3 separate regions of the Homo sapiens genome follow, and regions 1 and 2 are each linked to region 3. The links are chromatin loops, found by intact Hi-C in ENCODE. Cell type or tissue: HCT116. All regions are shown on one strand.

What was found. A loop is a pair of places that touch in the nucleus more often than their neighbours do. Peaks named below come from ENCODE experiments on the same cell type or tissue, not always from the same donor. Only the 100,000 strongest peaks of a DNase experiment are listed, where the experiment ranks them.
Region 1: it touches region 3 in a loop (12-fold over the local background); 6 of 110 quality-filtered maps call a loop at or near these places.
Region 2: it touches region 3 in a loop (4-fold over the local background); 3 of 110 quality-filtered maps call a loop at or near these places.

The regions. Positions count from the first base shown.
Region 1 is chr17:48,875,321-48,883,320 of GRCh38, forward strand. It overlaps LOC105371814 (a long non-coding RNA gene), which reads right to left. Exons shown (of 4, transcript NR_135674.1): 3 at 3,944-4,025. LOC124900395 (small nucleolar RNA SNORA68) reads left to right here and starts at 5,520; the gene lies at 5,520-5,647. RefSeq lists an enhancer at 3,772-3,871. In HCT116, CTCF peaks have their summits at 3,031 (motif pointing left) and 3,820 (motif pointing left); DNase peaks (open chromatin) are centred at 3,031 and 3,801.
Region 2 is chr17:48,787,575-48,795,574 of GRCh38, forward strand. TTLL6 (tubulin tyrosine ligase like 6) reads right to left here. Exons shown (of 16, transcript NM_001130918.3): 9 at 3,804-4,029; 10 at 2,357-2,532; 11 at 237-425. Among named protein-coding and RNA genes, the nearest start is that of TTLL6, 26 kb to the right of the region's middle. In HCT116, a CTCF peak has its summit at 3,640 (motif pointing left); a DNase peak (open chromatin) is centred at 3,637; H3K4me3 peaks cover 124 bases.
Region 3 is chr17:48,023,424-48,031,423 of GRCh38, forward strand. It overlaps COPZ2 (coat protein complex I subunit zeta 2), which reads right to left. Exons shown (of 9, transcript NM_016429.4): 7 at 5,702-5,753; 8 at 5,049-5,087; 9 at 2,744-3,052. The coding sequence ends at 3,005. Among named protein-coding and RNA genes, the nearest start is that of MIR10226, 5.5 kb to the right of the region's middle. RefSeq lists silencers at 950-1,079, 4,304-4,570 and enhancers at 2,805-3,363, 3,364-3,920. In HCT116, CTCF peaks have their summits at 1,835 (motif pointing right) and 3,146 (motif pointing right); DNase peaks (open chromatin) are centred at 78, 1,238, 1,758, 3,228 and 3 weaker places; H3K4me3 peaks cover 3,618 bases; H3K27ac peaks cover 3,349 bases.

The DNA.
Region 1 (8,000 bases), 850 kb after region 3:
TAACATCTCCTTTTAATTTGGATAAAATAGTAGGTATTGGGCCGGGCGCGGTGGCTCATGCCTGTAATCCCAGCACTTTGGGAGGCTGAGATGGGTGGATCACCTGTGGTCAGAATTCGAGACCAGTCTGGCCAACCTGGTGAAACCCCGTCTCTACTAAAAATACAAAATTAGCCGGGTGCGGTGGCGCGCACCTGTAATTCCAGCTACTCGGGAGGCTGAGGCAGGAGAATCGCTTGAACCCAGGAGGCAGAGGTTGCAGTGAGCCAAGATCGCACCACTCACTGCACTCCAGCCTGGGCAACAAGAGCAAAACTCCATCTCAATAAAAAAAAAAAAAAAAAAAAAATAGGCTGGGCGCAGTGGCTCACGCCTGTAATCCCAGCACTTTGGGAGGCCGAGGCGGGTGGATCACAAGGTCAGGAGATCGAGGCCATCCTGGCTAACATGGTGAAACCCCATCTCTACTAAAAATACAAAAATTAGCTGGGCATGGTGGCGGGCGCCTGTAGTCCCAGCTACTCCGGAGGCTGAGGCAGGAGAATGGCGTGAACTCGGGAGGCGGAGCTTGCAGTAAGCCGAGATCGCGCCACTGCACTCCAGCCTGGGCAACAGAGCCAGACTCCGTCTCACAAAAAAAAAGTAGGCATTGAGTGCTTATATGGTAAGCACTGTGTTAAGCACTTCATATTTGATGATTTTAACCCCCACAACAAAACATTAATCGTTAATATGTGATAATTAACAAAGTTATGAATAAATCCATTTCACAGATGGGTCACGGAGAGAGGTTGAGTAAATCACGCATGGTCATACAGGGTTGGGATTTTTTTATTTTTTTGAGACAGAGTCCTGCTTTGTTGCCCAGGCTGGAGTGCAGTGGCATGATCTCAGCTCACTGCAGCCTCTACTTTGTGGGCTAAAGCAATCTTCCCACCTCAGCCTCCTGAGTGGCTGAGACTATAGGTGTGCACCACCATGGCCAGTGAATTTTTGTGTTTTTTGGTTGTTGTTTTTTTTTGAGACAGAGTCAGGGTTTCACCTTGTTGGCCAGGCTGGTCTCACCCACCTCGGCCTCCCAAAATGCTGGGATTATAGACATGAGCCACCGCGCTCTGCCAGAATTTTTGTATTTTTTGTAGAGACGGGGTTTCACCATGTTGCCCAGGCTGGTCTCAAACTCCTGGGCTCAAGCGATCTGCCAGCCTCAGCCTCCCAAAGTGCTGGGATTACAGGTGTGAGCCACCATGCCCTGCCTACAGAGTTGGGATTTTAATTCAGGCAGTCCAACTTCAGAGCTCTTGCACTTAATTACAGATGCTCTGTGTCTCTTTCCAGTTCTCCTTTCTCCAAATGGGATCATTCTACCTCTGTAAACCTGTCCTTATGACTTCCCTTTGAGTCAGGAAACCTAGTGCTGATGCCAAAGACCCTGAATAGATTTCTATTAGGGACGAGAGCCATGGAACGTTCCCTTTCCATCACTTAATTCAATCTCTGATGAAGTCCACACCAGTCATTCCCCCTGCACAGCCATCTTGCTCATATCCTTCTCAACAAAGTGGCTCCTAACCCTATCTGGAGGACTAGATAGCCATTCTGGCAGAACAGTGGCCCTAGTCACAAGGGAAAAAGGAACCCCTGTTTGCAAAGCAGCTGTATTTGCTAAGTAAGACACTTTGACAGGCTGAGCATGGCCTGTAATCCCAGCACTTTGGGAGGCCAAGGCGGGCAGATCACTTGAGGTCAGGAGTTCGAGGCCAGCCTGGCCAACATGGTGAAACCCCAGCTCTATTAAAAATACAATAATTCGCTGGGTGTGGTGGCAAGTGCTTGTAATCTCAGCTACTCAGGAAGCTGAGACAGGAGAATTGCTTGAACCTGGGAGGCTGAGGTTGCAGTGAGCCAAGATCACACCACTGCACTCCAGCCTGTGCAACAAAGTGAGACGCCATTTCTTAAAAAAAAAAAAAAAGGACACTGACAAAATGCCTTTTAAGGAAATGATATTTGGGGAGATATGCTGTCAGTAGTTTCGATAGGAACTCAGCATTGAGTTCCTACTGAGGAAACAGCAGAGAACATCTGTGAACATCTGTGGTTGGGTTCTCCTTCATGTTTCACCTCTTTCACATACCTCACATACCCCTGCATCCATCCTGCCCATCCTCTATTCCATTTGTCCTGTCATTTTTGACCCCGAGTTTTGACAACCCCAAACCTTGTCCCTCCATAAAGTAGACAGGCTAGTAGGTCATCATGGTGAAGAGCCCAGACTCTGGAACTAGACTGTCTGGTGGCAACTTTAGACAAGTCACTCAACCGCTCTTGGCTTTGGTTTCCCCATTTGTAAAATGGCATTGACAATTATAGTCTCTGCTACAGCTAGATGAGTTAAAATGGGTAGAGCATTTAGAGCAGCGCCTGACACACGCTGATTGTAAGCACTCAATACGTGTTCTTCCCTGCCACCTGATTAACAGCTTTGTGAAATTGGGCAGGTCACTCTGAAAGAGGGTATGATTATGATGTAGTGATTAAGAGCACTAGGTTTGACATCAGATGCCCTTGAATCTTGACTTTTTTTTTTTTCTGGAGACAGGCTCTCATTCTGTCACCTAGGCTGGAGTACAGTGGTGCAATCTCGGCTCACTGCAGCCTCAATCTCCCAGGCTTAAGTGATCCTCCCACCTTCAGCCTCCTGAGTAGCCAGGACTACAGGCATGCGTACACGACACTTGGTTCTGTTCTTGTCTCCTGTCCATTCCACCCCCGAGCCAGCAGTCCCAGGAGACAGCCTCTTCCTATTCAGTATCTCCCCCATGTAGGAGCTTAAGTAAATGAAATACCACCACCCCTCTCCCATCTTACCTTGAGATTAGGAAAGACTGTGGTTGAGGGCAGCCTGTGTTACTGAATGTTATCTTCGTGGGCTTGGCTCCAGAGCCCTCAGCAGGAAGAGGGACTGGACCTGCAGCCTCAGACTCAGCACTGGGACTTATAATGAACAGAGTCCTGAGCCCTCTGGTGGGGAGTATTGGGTTCCATTCTGCTTGCTCCTTGCAGGGCCTTTCCAAGAAGTCAAGGGCCCTTGACACTTTAAGGAGTGCCCACATCATGTCAAAAATATTAAAATGCACTGACATCCCACAGAATTTTTTTTTTCTTTTTGAGATGGAGTTTCGCTCTTGTCGCCCAGGCTGGAGTGCCACCACGCCTGGCTAATTTTTGTATTTTTATTAGAGATGGGGTTTCCCCATGTTGGTCAGTCTGGTCTCAAACTCCTGACCTCTGGTGATCCGCTCACCTCAGCCTCCCAAAGTGCTGGGATTACAGGCGTGAGCCACCATGCCCTGCCTGAAATGTGGTTTATACATAAACTATATATACAAACTGAGTTGAGTTGCAGTTGGTTGAGATTTTGTTTTGTAGCCATTTATTTCAATATTTATCCAATGCCATTTTGCAACTGTCTTTTTTATTTTGAAAACAATAACTTTTTTCCAGGTTTCAATAATAAGCCCTAGCTCCTAAGCCATTGTGTCTAAGGGATGGGCCAGCAGTCCCTCCAGTGCTTAGGCTGACTTGGTTGGATTCCCTGGTCCCAGAGCTTGTCAACTCCAGAGCCCATGTGAACCATGCCCACCCTATCTATCTATTCATCCACCCATCCATCCATCCGTTCGTTCATTCGTCCATCTGTCCATCCTTCCATCCATCTATCCACCCACCCATATCTATCTGAGCTGTCTATGGTAGAAAAAAAGCAACTTGGGCGGAGGCTAGAGAAGACAAGCATGGTGTGAGACTGCCCTCTAGAGATTGCTACAGGAAAGTGCAGGTGGGGAGCTCCCTCTTTCAGGATAAGATCAACCCCACCACTCGTTCACTCATTCACATTTATTGAGCGAGTACCTACCTATACCCGGCACCGTGTACTTACCTGTTCTGGGAACAAAAGACAAATACAAAGAGAAACACCACACGTCCCTGTTCTCCAGGAGGTCACCATGTTGTAGCAGTGACTGCAAACACATAAACAAATGATTACTGTTCTGTGCAATGACTACTGGAGTAGATGTGCACCAAGTTCTATGGGAGCACTGAAGGCAAGGAAATAAGTCTGGGGCAATAGGGGAGGTCATCACAGGGAAGGTGGCATTCAAGATGGGCCTTGAAGGATGTGTAGAAGTTTGCCATGTAGTGCTGGGGAGGAAAGGCATTCGGGGCAGAAGGAATGGCAGTGTAGAAATGCAGGCTTGTTGAGGGCCAGCAAGAGGTGTGGCAAAGCTGGAGCATGCATAGTACCGAACAGTCAAGACCCAGCTAGAGAGGCAGGTGGGACCAGATAGTGAAACTCCCACTCAAAAAACAGGAAGTGAGCCAGGTGTGGTGGTGCTCACCTGTACTCCCAGCTACTCGGGAGGCTGAGATGGAAGGACTGCTTGAGCTCAGGAGTTTGAGGCTGCAGTGAGCTATGATCACACCTGTGAATAGCCATTGCACTCCAACCTGGGCAACATAGTGAGACCCTGTCTCTTAAAAAAAAAAACAGAAAACAGGCCATGCCCAGTGGTTCATGCCTGTAATCCCAGCACTTTGGGAGGCCAAGGCAGGAGGATCACTTGAGGCCAGGAGTTCAAGACCAGCCTGGGCAACATAGCGAGACTGCATCTTTACAAAAAAAAAACAAACATTAGCAGGTCATGGTGGCATGAGCCTGTAGTCCCAGCTACTTGAGAGGCTGAGGTGTGAAGACCACTTGAACCCAGGACGTGAAGGCTGCAGTGAGCCATGATCGCACCACTGCACTCCAGCCTGGGTGAGAGAGAGAGAGAGACTCCGTCTCAAAAATAAAACAAAGCCGGGTGCGGTGGCTTATGCCAGCACTTGGGGAGGGTGAGGCGGGCAGATCACCTGAGGTCAGGAGTTTGATACCAGCCTGGCCAACATGACAAAACCCCATCTCTAATAAAAATCCAAAAAATAGGCCAGGCGCGGTGGCTCACGCCTGTAATCTCAGCACTTTGGGAGGCCGAGGCGGGTGGATCATGAGGTCAGGAGATCGAGACCATCCTGGCTAACACGATGAAACCCCGTCTCTACTAAAAAATACAAAAAAAATTAGCCAGGTGTGGTGGCGAGTACCTGTAATCCCAGCTACTGAGGAGGCTGAGGCAGGAGAATGGTGTGAACCCGGGAGGCAGAGCTTGCAGTGAGCCGAGATTGCGCCACTGCACTCCAGCCTGTGCCACAGAGCAAGACTCCATCTCAAAAAAAAAAATTAAAAAAAAAAAATAGCCCAGTGTGCTGATGGGCACCTGAAATACCAGCTACTCAGGATGCTGAGGCAGGAGAATAGCTTGAACCTGGGAGGCGAAGGTTGCAGTGAGCCGAGATCACATGCTATTATTGCACTCCAGCCTGGGCGACAGAGTGAGACTCCGTCTCAAAAAATAAAAACTAAAAAGCAAAAAATAAAATATATAAAACAAAAAAACAAAACAAAAGTAGGACATGTCGCACTTAAACTTAAGACTCTTTTTCTTGCAGCAGTGGTTTAAACAGAGGAACAAACAGGAAGATCTTGTCGCCTTTGAGGGGCTGTGGTTGGGCCCCTCAAAGTGACTTTGGAGGTTCTACGCCACTCATGGTCACCCAGTCCCCCAGTTAATCCCAAGTGGGAGCTCCCAAGCAATTGCTGTGCCTGACAGAATGTGCCAGGTACTTGATATGAGGTTTGTCAAATGCCCAGATCCCAGTGATTGCAGTCACCCTGCCCTCTCCCGTTTTCTGCAGACCGAGACGCGGGCACCCAGCACCGCACCTGGGCCCACTTCATCCAGATCATGAAGGTGGAGGAGACTGCAGCCAGCAAGTGCAACTGGCCAGCAGTCACACAGCTCCATGACTCCAAGGTTGAGTTCCTGCTGCCTCACTGGGTCCTCTGTGGCCAGCAACAAGCCACGTGTCACCACCAAGAGGCCCGACATCTTACAGGTGAAGGGCCCTCTCACCCTGGGTGTGACCAAATAAACTCCTCAAGAACACCAAACCAAACAAAACAGGACGTGATGCTCTGACCAGAACTCTGTGCCAAACAAGAGGGAGGCCTGACCCAGCCATTCAGAGAATCAGGCATATCCAGGACCAGGATCTCAGACACTGAGACACAGTACCTGCCTCTCAGGTGGTCTCAGCTGAAGACATTAGTGCTGAGATGATGAGGCCAGGGTGGGTGGGGAACTTTCAGGTGGGAGTACAGGTGAGACAAGGGAGCAGAGCATGCTAAGAGGAGCCAGGAGAGCTTCCAGAACACCTGTGGCTCTCCTATCTCCCTAACAATTCCTGCTTCACTCGAGTTTCCTTCCTGGACAGGAATCCTGTCTTCACCATCAACTGGCTGCGAGACCTTGAGAAAGTCACTTAATGATGCACTGGCTGGGTGAGGTGACTCACGCCTGTAATCCCAGCACTTTGGGAGGCCAAGGCAGGAGGACCACTTGAGCCCAGGGCTTTGGGGCTGCAGTAAACTATGATTATGCCATTACACTCCAGCCTGGGCAACAACAGAGAGAGACCCTGTCTTTAAAAAAAAAAAAAAATGCTGGGTACAGTGGCTCATGCCTGTAATCCAAGCTCTTTGGAAGGCCGAGGCAGGCAGATCACCTGAGGTCAGGAGTTCGAGACCAGCCTGGCCAACATGGTGAAACCCCATCTCTACTAAAAATACAAAAATTAGCTGGGTGTGGTGGCACATGCCTGTAATCCCAGCTATTCAGGAGGCTGAGGCAGGATAATCGCTTGAACCCGGGAGGCGGAGGTTGCAGTGACCAGAGATCGCGCCATTGCACTCCAGCCTGGGCGACAGAGAGTGAGACTCCATCTCAAAAAAAAAAAAAAAAAAAAAAAGAGTAATGGAAAGCCCATCCTTAAGCTTTTGTAGGATACATGGTGGCCCAGCCAAAGACTGGATTTAATAGCCCTCCTTGCAACTAGTTGTGGCCATGAAACTAAGTTCTGGCCAATGGAAGGTGAGCAGTAGGGAGCTGTGCAACTTCTAGATCCCATGCTTAGAAGGAAGAAAGTTGCTTGCTCTTCATTTTTCTCCTTCCTGCTGATTGAGAAGTGGTAACACCTGGTGTAGCCACCTTAGCCACAGAGATGGAAGCCACATGTTGAGGATGGCAGAGTCACTCTGAAAACCCCGGGCTGCTCACCTCTTACTGCTACATGAAAAATAAATGATCTTCTTTCGGATCTATCTTACCTAAGCCCCTGGATTCTGGTGCCTCTTTGTTATAGCAGATTACCATGTACCTTTAATTAATGCAGCATGTTTTTTAAAAATAATCCTTTCCTGTTAGAAAAGTGGGCAAAAGGCATTAGGTGATGGTTTACTCACACAAAAAAGGGCTACAAATGGCCTTTACATATGTGAAAATATGCTGAACTTCACTTAGAAGAGAAATGCAAGTTAAAACCACACTATGAGACTATTTTACATTAATCACATTGGCAGAAATTCAAAGGCTCAACCATACACTCTGTGGCAAGGCTGTGTGGGAAATAGGTATTCTCATAGTTGGCTGGTGGGAGTGCAAAATAGACCAGGCGCAGTGGCTTACGCCTGTAGTCCCAACACTTTGAGAGGCCAAAGTGGGAGGATCGCTTGAGGCCAGGAGTTCCAGGCTGCAGTGAGCTATGATTGCACCACTGCACTCTAGCCTGGGCAATAGAGAAAGACCCCAACTCTAAAAAAATAAAAAATAAAAAAAAAAAAACAGAAGAAAATAAACGTATCAGAATTGGCACTATCTTCCTCCAAGAGGGCAAAAGCTTGTCCCCTTGCTCCATGAGGGGAGTATTTCATGCTCTGGAGCTCCCCATGGGCTCAGGCTGCATCTGATCTCCAAATGAGATCAGATCCTTACTTCCCCTTTCCCCGTTTCCCCCGCTTCCCTTATGTCCTGCTCCGGAGAACAGTCTGTCCATCAATC
Region 2 (8,000 bases), 760 kb after region 3:
TTGTAGAGATGGGGTTTCGCCATGTTGCCCAGTCTGGTCTTGAACTCCTGGGCTCATGCCATCCACCTGCCTTGGCCTCCTAAAGTGCTAGGACTACAGGCGTGAGCCACGGCGCCTGGTTGCTCTGGCAACTTTCATGGCTGGGGACTCTCCCTGCCACTCCAGGCCAGTCAGCCAATAGATCACACACAATCCCCAGAACCCCTCCACCGACCTCATCCCGGATGTCTTCCTACCGGGCATACTCCTCCCGAGCCCTGGAAGCAACAGTATTCTGGAAGAGGGAGTTGTTGTCCTGGAAAAACTTCTCATACTTCTCCGAATTCAGACTGGGATAAATCAGTCGGAACCCTCCACAGTTTTCCTTCTCATACGTTTCAGTTTTCTTTAACTGCACGGCCCGGAAACCCTTGGCTTCCTCAATCCTGTTGGGAAGCAGAACATGGGGCTGCTGTCAGGTTTTCTTGGGACAAAGCCTGGAAGGGATATGTCCAAGCTGGAGGTCGTCTAGGGCCAGATGGAGGCCTTGCACATAATGGCGGTCAATCAGGATTTGCTAAATAAATGCATGACTGTTTCCCTGAAAGGAGATTCTAGCCCTCCTGGGACAGCCAATGTCATAATGCACTAAAAGCTGGTTAGCACAGTCTTTCTAACAACTCACCAAATTCTGTCCTGTTCCAAGTAAAACCCATTTTCTACTCGGCTTAGCTCTGACTAGGCAGACTGTCGCCACCTTCCCATTCACAGCCCTGATTACCCTTTTCTAGAGAGTGGCAACTTGCACTTTTGCCGAATTTGAGGGCTTCCTGGATGACCTTGATGACCGTTTACGAGCTGCAATGATCTCATTCTTCCTCACAGCCCCCTGGGGGAAGTGGGGGTCAGACAGGGAGAAATGATAAGCCCCCTTTTACAGCAGGGAAACCCAGAGCCACAGAAATATCCAGGGCCAAATAATGAGGAGACTGATTCGGAGAAGGCCCTTAACCTGACAGCTGCTCCTCAACAGGACACTGCCTCCTTCTCGAGGAGTTTAGAGATGGCAGGGCATGGTGGAAGGCATCCTGGAATCCCAGGCGGCAGACTCACTGGGCTCTGGGTCCAGAGCTGTCATTTACCAGCAGGGTGACCTTGTAGAAGTCAGTTCCCTTTCTGCAGTCTTGATTTCCTTAGCTTTCAGAACAAGGCCACACAGCACTCCACCCTACCTACCTACCCGCTCCTTACAGGGAAGACAGTGCAAGTGCCTGAGAAACACTGTGCCATCCAAACATAAATGCTATTTATGGCATCAGTTCCAGAAACTCAACCCCAAAGGATTAGACTGGTTCTGCCCATGAGGAGTGCAGGGGGCTGTAGTGGGGTCTGAAAAGCAACAAAGGATCCCCTTGACTAGGCTCAGAGTCTCCAGACACTAGAATCACTCTTCAGAATGGAAATACCAGTTACAAGGCAAGTGCTGCCCAACAGGAAGCAGGAGACGTTAGCTCCTGGCAACAGGGGAACATGGAGAAGGACAGACACATCTTTCTTTATAGTAAAAAAAAAAAAAAGGAATGGTCTTGTTTTTATACTGGTAATTCCTAAAGCTTCACTTAGTATTAATTAATTTCTATCCATTATATATAGCTATATATCTGTAACTTAATCTCCTATTTCTAGGAACAAAGGAATATTCAGAGTAAAACTATTCAAACTGCTACATTCTGCCAATATAAACTCATTTTCCAAATGGGATTATCGTTTGTTAAAATGACCCCCTCCAACTCCAGGCAAGATTGTAATAGCCTTCGATATATATTATAGTGCCAGGCACTATGCTAAGCCTTTTATATGCATTATCTCATTTCATTCGCCCAACAACCTTATGTATCATAGCTCCATTTCATAGAAAGATCACTGAGGCTCAGAGAAGTGACAGAAAGGCCACATAACTAGTAGGCTGTCGAGTCATAATTTGGAGGAAGACAGACCATTCTTTTATTTATTTATTTTGAGACGGAGTCTTGCTCTGTCACCCAGGCTGAAGTGCAATGGTGTGATCTCGGCTCACTGCAACCTCTGTCTCCCAAGTTCAAGCAATTCTCCTGCCTCAGTCTCCTGAGTAGCTGGGATTATAAGCATGCGCCACCATACCCGGCTAATTTTTTTGTATTTTTAGTAGAGACGGGGTTTCACCATGTTGGCCAGCCTGGTCTCGAACTCCTGACCTCAGGTGATCTGCCTGCCTCAGCCTCCCAAAGTGCTGGGATTACAGGTGTGAGCCACTGCACCCGGCCCAGGACAGATCATTCTTATTGGGAGCAGGGGAGTCAGAGAGAGAGCCCCGCAAGGCTGGGGAGTGCGAATGTACCTCATCTCCCGAGAACAACACTGCTGCAGGAACTGCCCCCGTTGTCTCTCCTCCTCCAAGACTTTCTTCTTGTCACAGCTTTCCAGGTTGATCAGGACTAAGGTGTCATACAGCAGACCATCTTTCACCTCTTTATCCAACCGAGAGTCGGTGGAGAAGCTTGGAGAGTGGTTGACCTGTGAGGGCAAGATTGGCAGCTGGTGACAAAGCCGTCCAGAATGAAAGCAGAGAGTGAGGCCGAGGTGCCACCTCCAGGGCACTACCAAAGCCCACCTCAGGGCCCTCACTACCAAGATGAAAGGGAGGGGAGAGAGCATCTGGACTAGAGCCACAGTGAAAAAAGGAGGCAGCAGAACTCCCTCTAGTTAAACCAGCTTTTATCTCAGGCCTTTCTTCTTTGGGAGCATCAGGGTTACCCTCTCTTTGGTGTGTGTGTTCCACTCCATCTGGGGTGCATGTGTTCTCTCATATGCACTGGGCATCCAGAGAGCAGGATGGAAGGGGTACTTCCCAAAGGGACAGGCTTGGACATAGGAGGTAGAGAGGAGTGGCATTCAGGAGCCTGGCCAGGGTGGAGGGGAGACATGTGGGAGGAAGGAGAGGACTCATTCCCGCCCACTGAAAAGTCTGTATTGTTTGGAGGCACCATGTGACATTTGCAGATTTCTAGAAGTTTTTGAAGGGCTTGGTCCTGATGGCTCATTCTGCTCTTTGGGTAAGGGCTGCAAACAGGCACATCCCTCTTCCCACCACACCTACAAGGGCTGGGAATGGAAGAAGGGCAAAGCTGCAGGAATCTGACCTGTAATCTCGGGTTCTCCACCCCAGAGTCTGACCTGTGTCACTGCACCTGGCACTAGCACCCTTTGCTCCCTGAAGGGCCACATGAGAGGGCTCCTGAGGACAATTCTATCAGGAAGAGAGGCAGTCACCAGGAAAGCTTCTCCTCCTCCTCACACTGCCGTATGGGTCTAGGGGAGGCAGGAAACTCACTACATGGCCCCCCATCCATTTCGGTGGCAGCAGGCCCCAGGACGCTCTCTGCTGGTGTGTGTGAACTGAGTAATCCAGGACCCTAAGAGTGGGGCACCGCCGCTCCTGTCTGATACTGAACGTTGCCAACCCAGCTTTGATGAAAAACGCCCCTTTCTGGGAGACAACTCTTACAAAAGATCGAGCTGTCTTTAGAATCACTCTGTGCCTAAGATCAGCACTTCCTTGTCTAAGAGGACCTCAAGAAGGCAAAGGAATTCTCTAATTCCCAGCTGTCTACCCCCCTCTGGTGGCCACTTCTCAGCTAAGAGAGAAGCCCCAGGCAGCAGGCACCATGGGAGGAAGTGGCCTGGGAAGTTGAAACAATTTAGGTGAGCCAGGAGGGCGGAATCCTTGAAGCGGGCTGGCCCCAATAACAGGAGTTCGTTTTCGCCCCTCGCCCAAACTTCCCTACCTCCAGCAGCCAGGGTTTGAGTTTGTGGTCCAACAAAATGTCAAAGCCCAGGATCTCAAAGCAGGCGCTGTTGAGTGTGTGGTTGGGGAAGCAGGTGTGGTAGTTATGCCTGATGATGGGGTGGGCCGAGATGAGGGTCTTGATGATGACGTCCTCAATATCCCTCCATATCTGCTCCACGTTGTAGCTGTGGTCCTCCAAGTATGCACTGAAGGTGGAGAGCTTCCTGGAAGGGAACCACAGGCCAGGAGGCAGTGTAGCTGGCTTCTGGTCACCCGAGGCCATGGCATGCTGGAAACCAGAAACTCCTGGCGGAGACAAGGCTCCAGAGCCAGCGAGGATGAACGCCCAGGAACCAGGGTGACACCTGGGCTGTGTCGGTGCCAGATGAGGTCCCAGGAATCCCAGGACCACACCCTCCAAGTCTCCAGAGCCCCAGGGTGGGTGCAGATGCAGTCACATAGGACATGGTCAGGACACTTTCACTTTCACTGTGACCCAGAAAACATCTATCAGCAGGGGAAGGGATGAGTCAAGAAAACCCCCTGACACCATGGTTTTACTTTGGCAGCAATGATTCCTCAGCCTTTGGTGTTCATTAGAAGCATGTGGGCAGCCTTTTAAGAACACTGATGCCTGGGTCCCACCTCAGCCATCTGAGGGGATTCTAGGGACACTAATGACACAGAAAACTTGTTTTAGGGCTGCCCACAAGGAAAAGGCACCCAAGGGCATGTCCACAGATAAGGTTACCAACTGTGCCAGGCAAACTGGACTGTCCCAGTTTTAGAATTGCAAGTCCTGAATTCCAGGAAACCCCTCAGTCGTGGGCAAACGGAGACAGCTGGTCACCTGATCACAGATGAACTCAGAGATGTTTACCTCATGTGGAATAGTTCATGAGGAAATACCTGAGTGGGTACTCAGCCAGCTCTGAGCTGGGCATTACAGAGAGAGGATGGATGTCACAAATCCAAGAGGCAGTGGTGGGGACAGACATTTGCCACCTCACATGCACACAAATGTGCACAGACAGCCAAAGTGGAAGTGGCAGTGTGGAAGGAGGAGGTGCAGGGGAGTGAACAGCAGAAAGAATGAAAAAGACAAGAGACACGGCTCATCCAGGCAGTTTCAAAAGCTCACTAGATCCCAGCCCAAGGGGTCAAGAAGGAGGAAGCAGGGTCAGCCAGACAATGAGCATTTGATAAGGGCCTTTGGTGCATGCAAAGCCTCATGCAAGGAGGGGACACTAGAAACTGTCACCTCTGTCATGGGAAGCCTCAGGACCATTCAGGGAGTCAACACACATGTGAAACAACCAAGGATGCATTTATATAAAGACAGATAAGCAAAGGATACTCAATATAGAGGCCACCTCCTCCACCTGCCATTGTCAGAAAACAGTGTTGCACATAAATGGATTTTCCAGATCGCTTTAAGCCAATTTTTTTCAAGTGGAGAAAATGTATTTAATTTGCCTAATTGGGAAATAAATTTTCCTGAAATAGATTATACACCTCCCTGGCAACATATAACATAACCTTTTCTTGATGACTCAGGCTCATCACAATGAATATACTTCATTGTGTAATTTCATAATGCCCAGTGGTAAGTCAATTCAATTTAATACCAGCCATGTGCTGAGCACACTGAAAGATGAAGATGGCTTGGTGTCTGCCCCAGAATCCTGCCAGGTTTTCAGGTTTCCTGTCTTCTCCTTCACTGTGACCGCAGCACTACTCCTGAGTTTGTGCGCCAGTGGGGTATTGACAGGGAGGGCAGTTGACCTCAAACGCCAACTTTGGGACAGATGAGACAGTCAGTATGAGAAGAAGATTGTCTCAAAAGATGGAGAGGAGGAAGAGGAAAGGAGAAACAAGATGGGAGGGAGAGGAGGAAAGATGAACTCTGCCCAGCACTATGGGAAGAACCCCAAAGGCCAGGGCACCATTGTAACCCTCAAGGAGCAAAGTACAACTAGGGACAAAAGACAAATGTGCACTGGGCAAAGAATAGTTATGGGCGATGGCTGATGTTGACCATGAGGGTTGTAAAAATACAAAAAATTGGCCAAGCATGGTGGTGGGCGCCTGTAATCCCAGCTACTTGAGAGGCTGAGGCAAGAGAATCGCTTGAATCCGGGAGTCGAAACTTTTGCAGTGAGCCGGGATCGCGCCATTGCACTCCAGTCTGGGGTGACAAGAGCAAGATTCCGTCTCAAGAAAAAAAAAAAAAAAGACAGTGCCCTGTCCATGAAGTGGATGGCACGGGCAGCATGGCTTAGTGGGTAAGGGCACCAACTCGGGGGTCAGGCAGCCCTGGTTTCAATCCCAGCTTCCTAGCTGTGCGACCCAGGTAAGTTACTTAACTTTTTCACACCTCAGTTTCCTAATATGCAGAATAGGGATGATGATAATGCTGACTTCATAGTGTTGTTGTGAGGAGGATTAAGTGGGTTCAAGTATGTAAATTATCACTAGGAAAAGAAATGTCCAAGCTCTCCACCCCTGGAGATGAGAAGGTAGAGATGGGGAAGTTGGGCAGGGAGACCAATTTGGAGTGCTGCGGTGGAGGCAAGGAGAGAGAATACACCCATTCTGGGAAATGCTGAGTTGAAGACGTCCAGGTGGAACTGAGGAGAGATGGACCTGGAGCCCAAGGGAGACAGGCTGAGCCCAGCAAGGGCAGGCGGAGGCCACGGGGGCACACGGCTGCTCCAGGAGAGAGTGGATGGAGAAGTACAGTGGGGTGAGAGGGAGATGAACAGAGGAAGAGGACAGGGGAAATGGAAGAGGCAGAACAACACTTGAAGCCTTGCAACCTCACCTTAGTTCTGCTACCCCGAGACACCCCTCCATCACAGCCGAGGGCCCAGGGCCTGCTGTTGGGGTGCCAATTCTCATTGGAGGAGGAAAATGAGAACCTTTCCATTCTGTGCCCTTAGACTAAGGAAAAATGACAGTAACCACGCACACTGTCTGTGTTGCCATCACAAGTCATTTGAACCTCACAGAGACCCTGTGAGGTGGCAGGGCAGGGCAGGGAGTCTCATCACGTTCATCCTCCAGACCAAGAAGTGCAGGCTCAGAGAGATGAAGTAACTTGTCCAAGCCTAGTTGGCAAGTGTCGGAGCCGGGACTACAAACTAGACCTCCCAGAGTGCCACGCTCAGAACGCAGCAATGCAAGAGGCCCAGCTGATGCCCACAGCCCAGGTGGGGAGGAGAGGAGGAAGTCGCAGAGCTTCAGGCAGCACAGGTGGCTGACATCTTCTGGAAAAGGGGGAGACTGCCTCCCACCAGCCTTCCACATCCCCTTTAAGCAGCCTTAACTTAGCGATTTTCTGTGTGCTTTTTGGAATGCTGCCACTGAGGGGGTCATGAACTGTCACATGCCTCTCTGATGGTCTGAAGCCAAACTAATTGCCTGTTCAGAGGTCCTTTGAAGCCTGGTGCAGCGGAAAGAGAATGAGCTCTGGGGTCTAACAGACCTCGCTTCTCCACCCAGTCTAGCAGTCACAGCTGCGGGACCTGGGGCAACTCACGCAACCTCTGAGACTCAGTTTCCTCATCTGTAAGATGGAGATGGCACCTAACTCACAGTTCTCCACCTACAGAGGGCAGATAGTAATGCCTTTGCCATAGTGTTGCTGTGAAAAATTCAAGAATAGGCCGGGCGCGGTGGCTCACGCCTGTAATCCCAGCACTTTGGGAGGCTGAGGTGGGAAGATCACGAGGTGAAGAGATCATGACCATCCTGGCCAATATGCTGAAACCCTGTCTCTACTAAAAATACAAAACTTAGCGGAGTGTGGTGGCACATGCCTATAGTCTCAGCTACTTGGGAGGCTGAGGCAGGAGAATTGCTTTAACCCGGGAGGCAGAGGTTGCAGTGAGCCAAGATCGCACCACTGCACTCCAGCCTGGCGACAGAGCAAGACTCAGTCTCAAAAGAAAAAAAAAAAAAAGAAAAGAAAAGAAAAATTCAGCAATAAAAAATGCACAGAAAGCACCAAGCACAGACCCCAACACACATGAAGCCTCAGAAATACTTGCTCCTTTTCCCTTTCCTCCTTCACCTGGTCAAGTTCACATTCTTCAGTCCCCCGTTTTCTTAAAACTCAAATGAGACCCGATTAGACAATAACAGGAATGGAAAAGCCTCTCGTGAAGATACTCTCATGAACTGCTCTCAATTT
Region 3 (8,000 bases):
CTGCAAAGCGCCCAGCCCGGCTGCGGTCCCGCCAGCGGGGAGCCATCCATCACCGCCTGAATGCCAGCCAACCCGAGCAGCCCCGCCTTCCTGCCAGCCAATAGCCGGAAGGCAGGGGGCGTGCGGGGCTCTAAGTGGTATAAAAGGGGTCCGAGGGCCAGGCCGCGCTACCTCTGCGCCCCCAGTTGGCTCTGCTTGTTGCTGGCGTCCTGTTCCGTGCCAGAGCCCCCGGGCCGGTGTTTCTGTGCGTGCCGTCTGGCTGGGCCCTGGCTCCTGGGGTCTGGGTTTCAGACGTGCCCCGGTGCCCATTCTGCTGGAGGAAAGAAGAGGCCCTGAGGCCCCCTTCCCTTATACACTTGGGGCCCGCAGGGTCGCCCACGAGGGCAAGGGGGTGGAGGAATGCAGAAAGATGCAGAGGGGCCCTGGGGATGGCAGGACACTGGAAGGCAGGCCCTGGCTGCTCTCCCGCACGGAACCGCCGGCCGCCCTTCCCGAAAACCAGTCCTCCGCGCTCCCCTCCGCGCCCGCCGGCTCCGGCCTGTGGCAGCGCTAATGAGGCAGTCTGGAGGAAGCCGGTGCCAGCGGGCAGGACTCTGGGCGGCAGGCCAGGCTTGTCATCCTGGCGGCTCTGCCGAGCTGCGGGCGCCACGTGGGAGCTGGGGGCACAGCAGCCGGCGGCCCTCCACCCCCAGCGGGGTCTCCGCCTCAGCCCCCGGAAAGCTGGGCCTGCAAACTCAGGGTCCTCTGGAAGGGGCAGCGCCCTTCCTTGCCGGCCCTCCCGGGTCCTCTGGCAGTGCTGCGCAGCCCGCTCTGCGCTGTCCTCTCCGCCGCGGCGTGGGTCCGTCGGCTGCTTCGCAGCCGCGCCGCTCCCCACAATCCCTCAGCCATCGCGGGCGAGGACACCTTTCCGGTCGCCTCTCGGCATTGCCATGCCCCCTCAGCCCCTTCCTTTTAACCTAGTACGGTTACTGTGTGGGCCAGGGGTTCGGATGGGCCTAGGGCAGGGATGCGCGAGAAAGCCACTTGTCCCCAGCAGTTCCCCATCCGGAGCCCCGCCCTGCGAAAACTACACCAAACACGTCAACCTGAGGCTCAGTGTTCCCTTCCGTAAAATGGGGAGAGCATCGCGTAATTCACAGGATTCGGTGAGCCAGTTTGTGTGAAGGGCCCAGCCTCCTGCCTGTCCCTTTACATTCCCGTCCCTGCTACATTGGAATAGCAGGGCCGAGGCGGGCGCGACCGCGTTGCTAAGAAGCGCATTTGCCCGTCCCTCCTTGCGGTCGCTTAAGGGTGGTGGAGGAAGCCAAGCCCTGGGTGTGGCCGCATATTTGCCAAAATATTTCTGGAAAATGTCTCCTTTCTTGTCGCCATACTAGCCCCTGAACTCCACGGAATTTAACCGAATACTCTTTTTTTTTCTCCCCTTCCAAGAGTTGCCATTTTGCATTATTTACTGGGACGGGTTACGTACTCAGCGCTTACAATGTAAATGTTTACATAACTATATCATTTTCTCTAATTGCAGAAGTAGTCAAGCCCGTTATAAATGTCCAATCTTAAACAGTTTTATAATGTAGGACTTGAAAGCCGCAGGGACAACTTCTATTAAGGTCCACGGCTCGCCACTTTCCCTCCTTCGCTGAAATTCCTGTGCCCACGCTGGCGCAGCACTAGCAGGGTGGGTCACGCGTGCAGGTTGCTAGGGCAACGTCCTGTCGCCGGCGTCGGAAACCAACCAGTAACTCTCAGGAGCCGGAGTCGGGTCCGCCCTGGGGGCGGAGTTAGTCAGCAGGTCGGTCCGGCGGGAGCGCGTTTCCTGCCGGTCCCTGCAGGTGGCACCATAGGATCGCGGATGCTTTCCTGGGGCGGGGCTTTCCTGGGGCGGGGCTTCCCGCAGTGCTCAGCGCACTCCAGGGGCGGGGCCGGGGTGGAGCCGGGGTGGAACGTGAGCCACCAGCTGCAGTCCGCAAAGGATCGAGGGAAACGAGCTGTCCCGGGACGCAACGCTAGACAAGCTCAGGGACGCATTTACAGGGACGCAGAAAGTGTACGCGTCAGAGAGTGGAAAGGAGAAAACAGGTTCTGGGACGGCGACAGAGAAGGGAAGTCGTGTCGCCCAGAAAGGCTATACAATCTCCACCCTTCCCGTTTGTCCCTGCGACACCCTTTCACCCTCCTGTCCCTCCGGACCTGCAATTCTTCACACCCTCTGCAGCGCACAGGGTGCTCAGGACACATGTGCACGGTGGGGGCTGGCGATGCTTCCTCGCCCCCACCACCCGCAAGCTTGCAGAGAGCTGTAGTGCCCAGGATGTATGCCAGGATAGGAATTCCACGGTTCCAGGCATGCCAAGAAAAATAGCCATGCTGTTTCTCGGTTTGTTCAGAGGAAGCCTTACCTCTCTTCCCTTCTGGAGTTTGGGAATGGAAAAAATGACTCAAGGAATCCCCAGCGGAGCTACCATGTATGTACTGCATTGCAAAATAGGGGTACCATATTTTGCTCTCCCCTACCTGGCAGTATGCGCCACACATGGGGCTCCGTGGTATCAGCGTCGCACCCCCTCATGGTGTTAAATAGTCCCCTTTCCCTTGTCCCACATCTCTGCCCAATCACACAACCACAGGGACACGCCCCACCCTGGTACTGGATATCCCCACGATGAGCCACAGAAAGTGCAGGAGCCCTTATATGAACACACACACACACACACACTTCCTAGGCCAAGAGAGAAGGAGACCCTTGGCAGAAGACAAAAGCAGGTTTATTAGGGCCCTGGGGCCAGGAATGCCTAAGATATGAGTTAAGGCCAGGGCCGTGAGAAAAGGTGACTCTCCTGAGGCCAAACCTTTGCATCTCAGAAGCCCTGGCTGGAGACCTTAGGAGTCAGTTCTGGGAGGGACCTGGGGATACAGAGGGGTCTCTCCTGACCCTGGGATCTTTGGGCTTTTGCCAGGATTGGGGAAATGATCTGGGGGGCAGGGAGCCTTGAATCCACAGCCTTCATTTCAATAACGACCATTTAATTTGTTCCTTGGCAGACTGAAGAACCTGGGGTGGGGTGGGGGAGGTTGAGAGAGAATTGAGAATGTCAAATGCCTCCATACACAGTCATGGGGAGGTCCACAGCCCACCTTGCCGAAGCGCCCCTGCAACCACCGGTCACTAGGTGGCAGCAGCTTGTCTCCACTTGGCTTAAACGCGGCCAACCCTCCAAGTCAGAAAGCGCAGACCAAACCGGCTGCAGCCAGCTCCCACCTCAGGCCCAAGCCTGCCCAGACCTCTGGCTCCTGCATCTGCAGCGTGGGTGTGGCAGCAGCCTGTCTCCCCGCTGTCATGCCATGAGAGTTCCCGCCCACAGTGCCACGTCCAGGCGGAGACGGGGCCCAGGCCTGACACTCCCTGTGCTCAGACGCCTCAGCAAACCCCTAGCTCTGGCCATGGCTGGCAATGTGTCCTCAACACCCCACCGCAACCCACTGCTGATGTGGCATAGCTGGCAAAGGGTGGCCAGCCAGACCCTGCGGTGGGATGCCTGGTGGAAAGTCTCAGCCCAGTGCTTACACAAATCCATATAAGTGCACACGTGCATGCACAATACCAAAGCAGGAGAGGGGGACAGGACTCAGGTGTGTCCCTCAGATTGTCCCTCCAGCCACTCAGCCTTATTCCCCTCTAGAGAAGGAGGGAACGCTGTGTCTCCTCCTCCTGCACAGTCTCCCTCCTCTCTTGGGGACAGTGGCTTAGGGTTCCCCTGATTCTCCTAGCCAGAATCTAACTTTGTCCTCATTTTATCCCCCATTGGCTACCTGTAGCTTCCTTTGTTTTTACTCAAGAATTCCATCAAAAATGCTATGTTTTCATTCTTTCTCCCTTTGGAGAAATACTGATGGTTATTCAGCATGTGTTAACTGGCTTGGAGCCCTACTAAGAGCTTGTCACGCATTGGCTCATTGAATTCTCATAACTCCATGAAGAGGGTCCTGTTATTATGTGAGGCCCAGAGAGGTTGAGTAACTTGCCCTAGGTCACCCAGCTTTAGGTGGTAAGGTAGAACACGTACCCTGGGATGACTCCCATGAGCACCTGTGTTCTTATCTGCTCTGCTTATTACTCCCTACCCTCTTTCCACTCTAAAAATTGCCTTGCAGCTGCATTCATTCCAGCATGGTATGAGGAAACATGGGGAATCAGAGGGGAGGGCGAAGCAGAGTGAGCGCTAAGGGCAGTGCAGGAAAATGGGCGCCACACCTGGGACTCCACACGAGACAGCACAGGCTCATCTCGGTAGGGCCACCACAGCACGAGGAGTTAGCGCCAGGGCGGGAAGTTCCATACAAGCAGGATTAGTCTGAGCAGAGAGACCTGCAGGTGGACAGAAGAGAGGTCAAGACAGTCGTCCTGAACTAGCAGGAAGTTTGTGCAGCTGGGGAACTGATCAGGCTTCAGAGCCAGGAACCTCCCCCTGGCCTTACGCTCTGCAAGCACCTCCAGATAAGACCATGCAGGGTTGTGGCAGGTTCTTCCATAGCCAGGTCACTCAGGGGTAAGGTGACAAGTGATGAGTGGGGAAAGTCAGATCCTATCATGGGTTTGAGAGTCCCTTAACAATCCCAGTGTGCACCCTAAGTGGCAAGGACAGGGGTTAAGAGCCAAACTCCTATTTGGTACCCTTTCCAGGTTTCGGTAGAGGGCGCATCAGAGGCCTGAGTTCCCAGATTTTTGGGGTGCACAAGTGACCCAGCCATCTCCAAGGTAGGCAGCTCATCCTAGTTTCAATCCAACTAAACCAAGCCAGGAGATGAGGTGGGCTGATGGTAACATGCCCATCCATCCATTAGTACCCAGCTCCCCTGAGTTGGAGAGCCCGGAGGCCTCCAGTGAGTCTTTCCAAGATATGACCTGTCACTGCCTCATCCCTTCCCTTCTCACCCCTGATTTTTCAGACTTGATAACTTCACTGGGTCCCCCTAGGATGCTCTAGGATGCTCTGCTCCCCGTATCTCTCTAGACCATTTCTAGCCAAGGCAGATGCAGGGGGGCCTACCTGGGCCACACTCTGTTCAGTCAAGCCGCCATCATCTGCCTGTAAGGAAGCAGAGTCAAGGGGTGGGGTAGGGCCAGCATGAGGGTCCTGGGTCAGGGAGGTGAAGGAAAGGGGCTTGGGGGTATGGGTGAGGTGGTGCAGTGGTTAGGGTGATTCAGAGCTGCACCTGTGTCACTGGTTAATAGAAGTCCTGCAGCCTGTCATTTGGAAGCCAGGACCTCTGGGATTGTGCTATGGTGCGTGGAGGGTGAGGGAAGATGGGAAGAAAGATGGGAAGAAAGGTTTCATCCAGACATGAGAAAGCCAAACAAGGCAGGGAGGTTCTATCCATACCCCTGACCCCCAACCTCAAGGCCAAGGCAGCCACCTAGTGCCTCTTTGAAGATGTATTTATTTCCCCAGTCTATACTTCCTACCAGGAAAGAGGTGAGGTACTTGTGCTCCTAGCCGGGGAGAGGACAGGAAGATTTCTTCCATTAACTGGCATCCCACCCAGAAACTGCTGCTCATCTCACCCCTAACAAGTGTGTCAGCCCAGTGGTTGGCTTCTGCTAGAGGAGCTTGGGCTTCTACCATCTAGGCCCTAGCAGCCCTATTCCCAGGGAGGACAGGAAGGGCAGCCTAAAAGAGGAGGTGTCCAGGAAGACTCTTACCCTAAAATTCACCTTCTGGATCACTTGCTGGGGGTCACTCTCCAGAATCACACTACAAGATGAGAGGAAAAACCAGGAGGCAAATCAGTGGCACAATCCTCCCCTCCGCCCCTTCTCCTTGCCAAGCCTCTTCCCTCTCCGAAGGCATCCTGCAACATCTCCACCTTCCAGGTCCCTTCCCACTGATAGCCCTCAAGTCAGAACTCTCCCTCAGCATGGAGAGCCCTCAGCTCTGATTCTTTGATGCTTCAACCCAGTGGTCCACATGCTTTGTCATCCCTGGGCAAAATCTTTGAAACTGGATAAGAACAGTCTGGTCTAGGATGATCAGGTTGTCAAAAGCAGGGACTCTCAAAACTCAGAGCTCTTGAAAGTTCACTTCACTTTCTGGGTATAGGATTGGATTCCCTGTGAAAAGAGTTAGGAAGAGAGGCCCTGGGGGTTCTTATCTTGTTGCACTGTTATTTTATGGCATGGGGTCATGCCCTGCATAAAAGAAATGAAACTCCAAAAATCAGCATCTACCTTCTCCCCTACTTCCTCCCTTTTTTTTTTTTTTTAAGGCTGGGCACGGTGGCTCATGCCTGTAATCCCAGCACTTTGGGAGGCCGAGGCGGGTGGATCACCTGAGGTCAGGAGTTCCAGACCAGCCTGGCCAACATGGCGAAACCCTGTCTCTAGTAAAAGTACAAAAATCAGCCAGGCATGGTGGCACACATTGTAATTCCAGCTAATTGGGAGGGTGAGGCAGGAGAATCGCTTCAACCCGGGAGGCAGAGGTTGCAGTGAGCCAAGATTGCGCCACTGCACTCCAGCCTGGGCATCACAGTGAGACTCTGTCTAAAAAAAAAAAATTTTTTTTTTAAATCTTCCCTTTTAGGCCAGGCACAGTGGCTCACGCCTGCAATCCTAGCACTTTGGGAGGCTAAGGTGGGAGGATCACAAGGTGAAGAGTTCGAGACCAGCCTGGCCAATATGGTGAAACCCCGTCTTTACTGAAAATACAAAAAAAATTAGCCGGTAATGGTGGCGCACGCCTATAATCCCAGCTACTCGGGAGGCTGAGGCAGGAGAATTGCTTGAACCCAGGAGGCAGAGGTTGCAGTGAGCCAAGATCACGCCACTGCACTCCAGCCTGGGCGACAGAGTGAGACTCCATCTCAAAACACACACACACACACACACACACACACACACACACACACAAAGAAACAAACAAAAAAATTCCCTTTTGATAGACCCAAATATTGTAGCTTTTCTCAGAGAGCAGGCGCTCCTTCGTGAGGCCTTGGGGTTATGTACAGGGTACATGGGCGTGAGGGCCTGTCACTGCGGCAGGACAAAGATGACAGGATCTGAGTGTACCTCCTTACCCACTGAGACTCCTCCAAGGCAGAAGCTTTGTTTCTCTTTGTTACTAAATCACTGGAAATGACAAACATTTCTTGGGAGCCTCTTCCAGTCCCCATCCTTGGGCTGAGCACCCCCTGTCCCAAGCTCCCTAACCAGGGGTCCTGTAATCCATAAAGAAAGAGCATCCCAGGCCAAGGCTCCAGTTTAGGCGTTGCCTCCCGACTGGCGCTTCCCCAGTTTTTCTTGGCAGGAAACTGAGTTCCTCAGAGGCAGAGACGGGAAGCTTGTGAAGCTTACACCTCAGGCATCCTCCTTTGCACAGCCATCCAGAGCCCTGCATCTTGTTTTGCATTTATAGTTTTGTGTGTGTTTGTGTAAAGTTTTCCTTCAAGAGGGTTCACCAAATTGTATATGCTTCTGGCTCCCCAAAACCTGGCGTTACCCCACTCCCTTTTGGGTCCCAGAAATCTGCAGGAGGCATTCCTTAGTGCCCCAGGCAGTCCAGTACAGTGCCATAGAAACAGCATGGCCTCTGGAACTATTCACATGGTTTTAGATCTTGGCCCTGCCACTCCCTAGCTGTGTGAGAGACCTCCGGCGTGTCACTTGAAACTTTGAGCCTGTTTCCTAATGTATAAAATGATGTAATGATAGAGGGATGTATGTTTTTAAGGAGCTCAAGAAATTTCTATTGGCCGGGGATGGTGGCTCACACCTGTAATCCCAGCACTTTGGGAGGCTGAGGTGGGCGGATCACGAGGTCAGGAGATCGAGACCATCCTGGCTAACATGGTGAAACCCCGTCTCTACTAAAAATACAAAAAATTAGCTTGGTGTGGTGGTGGGTGCCTGTAGTCCCAGCTACTCAGGAGGCTGAAGCAGGAGAATGGTGTGAACCCGGGAGGTGGAGCTTGCAGTGAGCCGAGATCACGCCACTTACTGCACA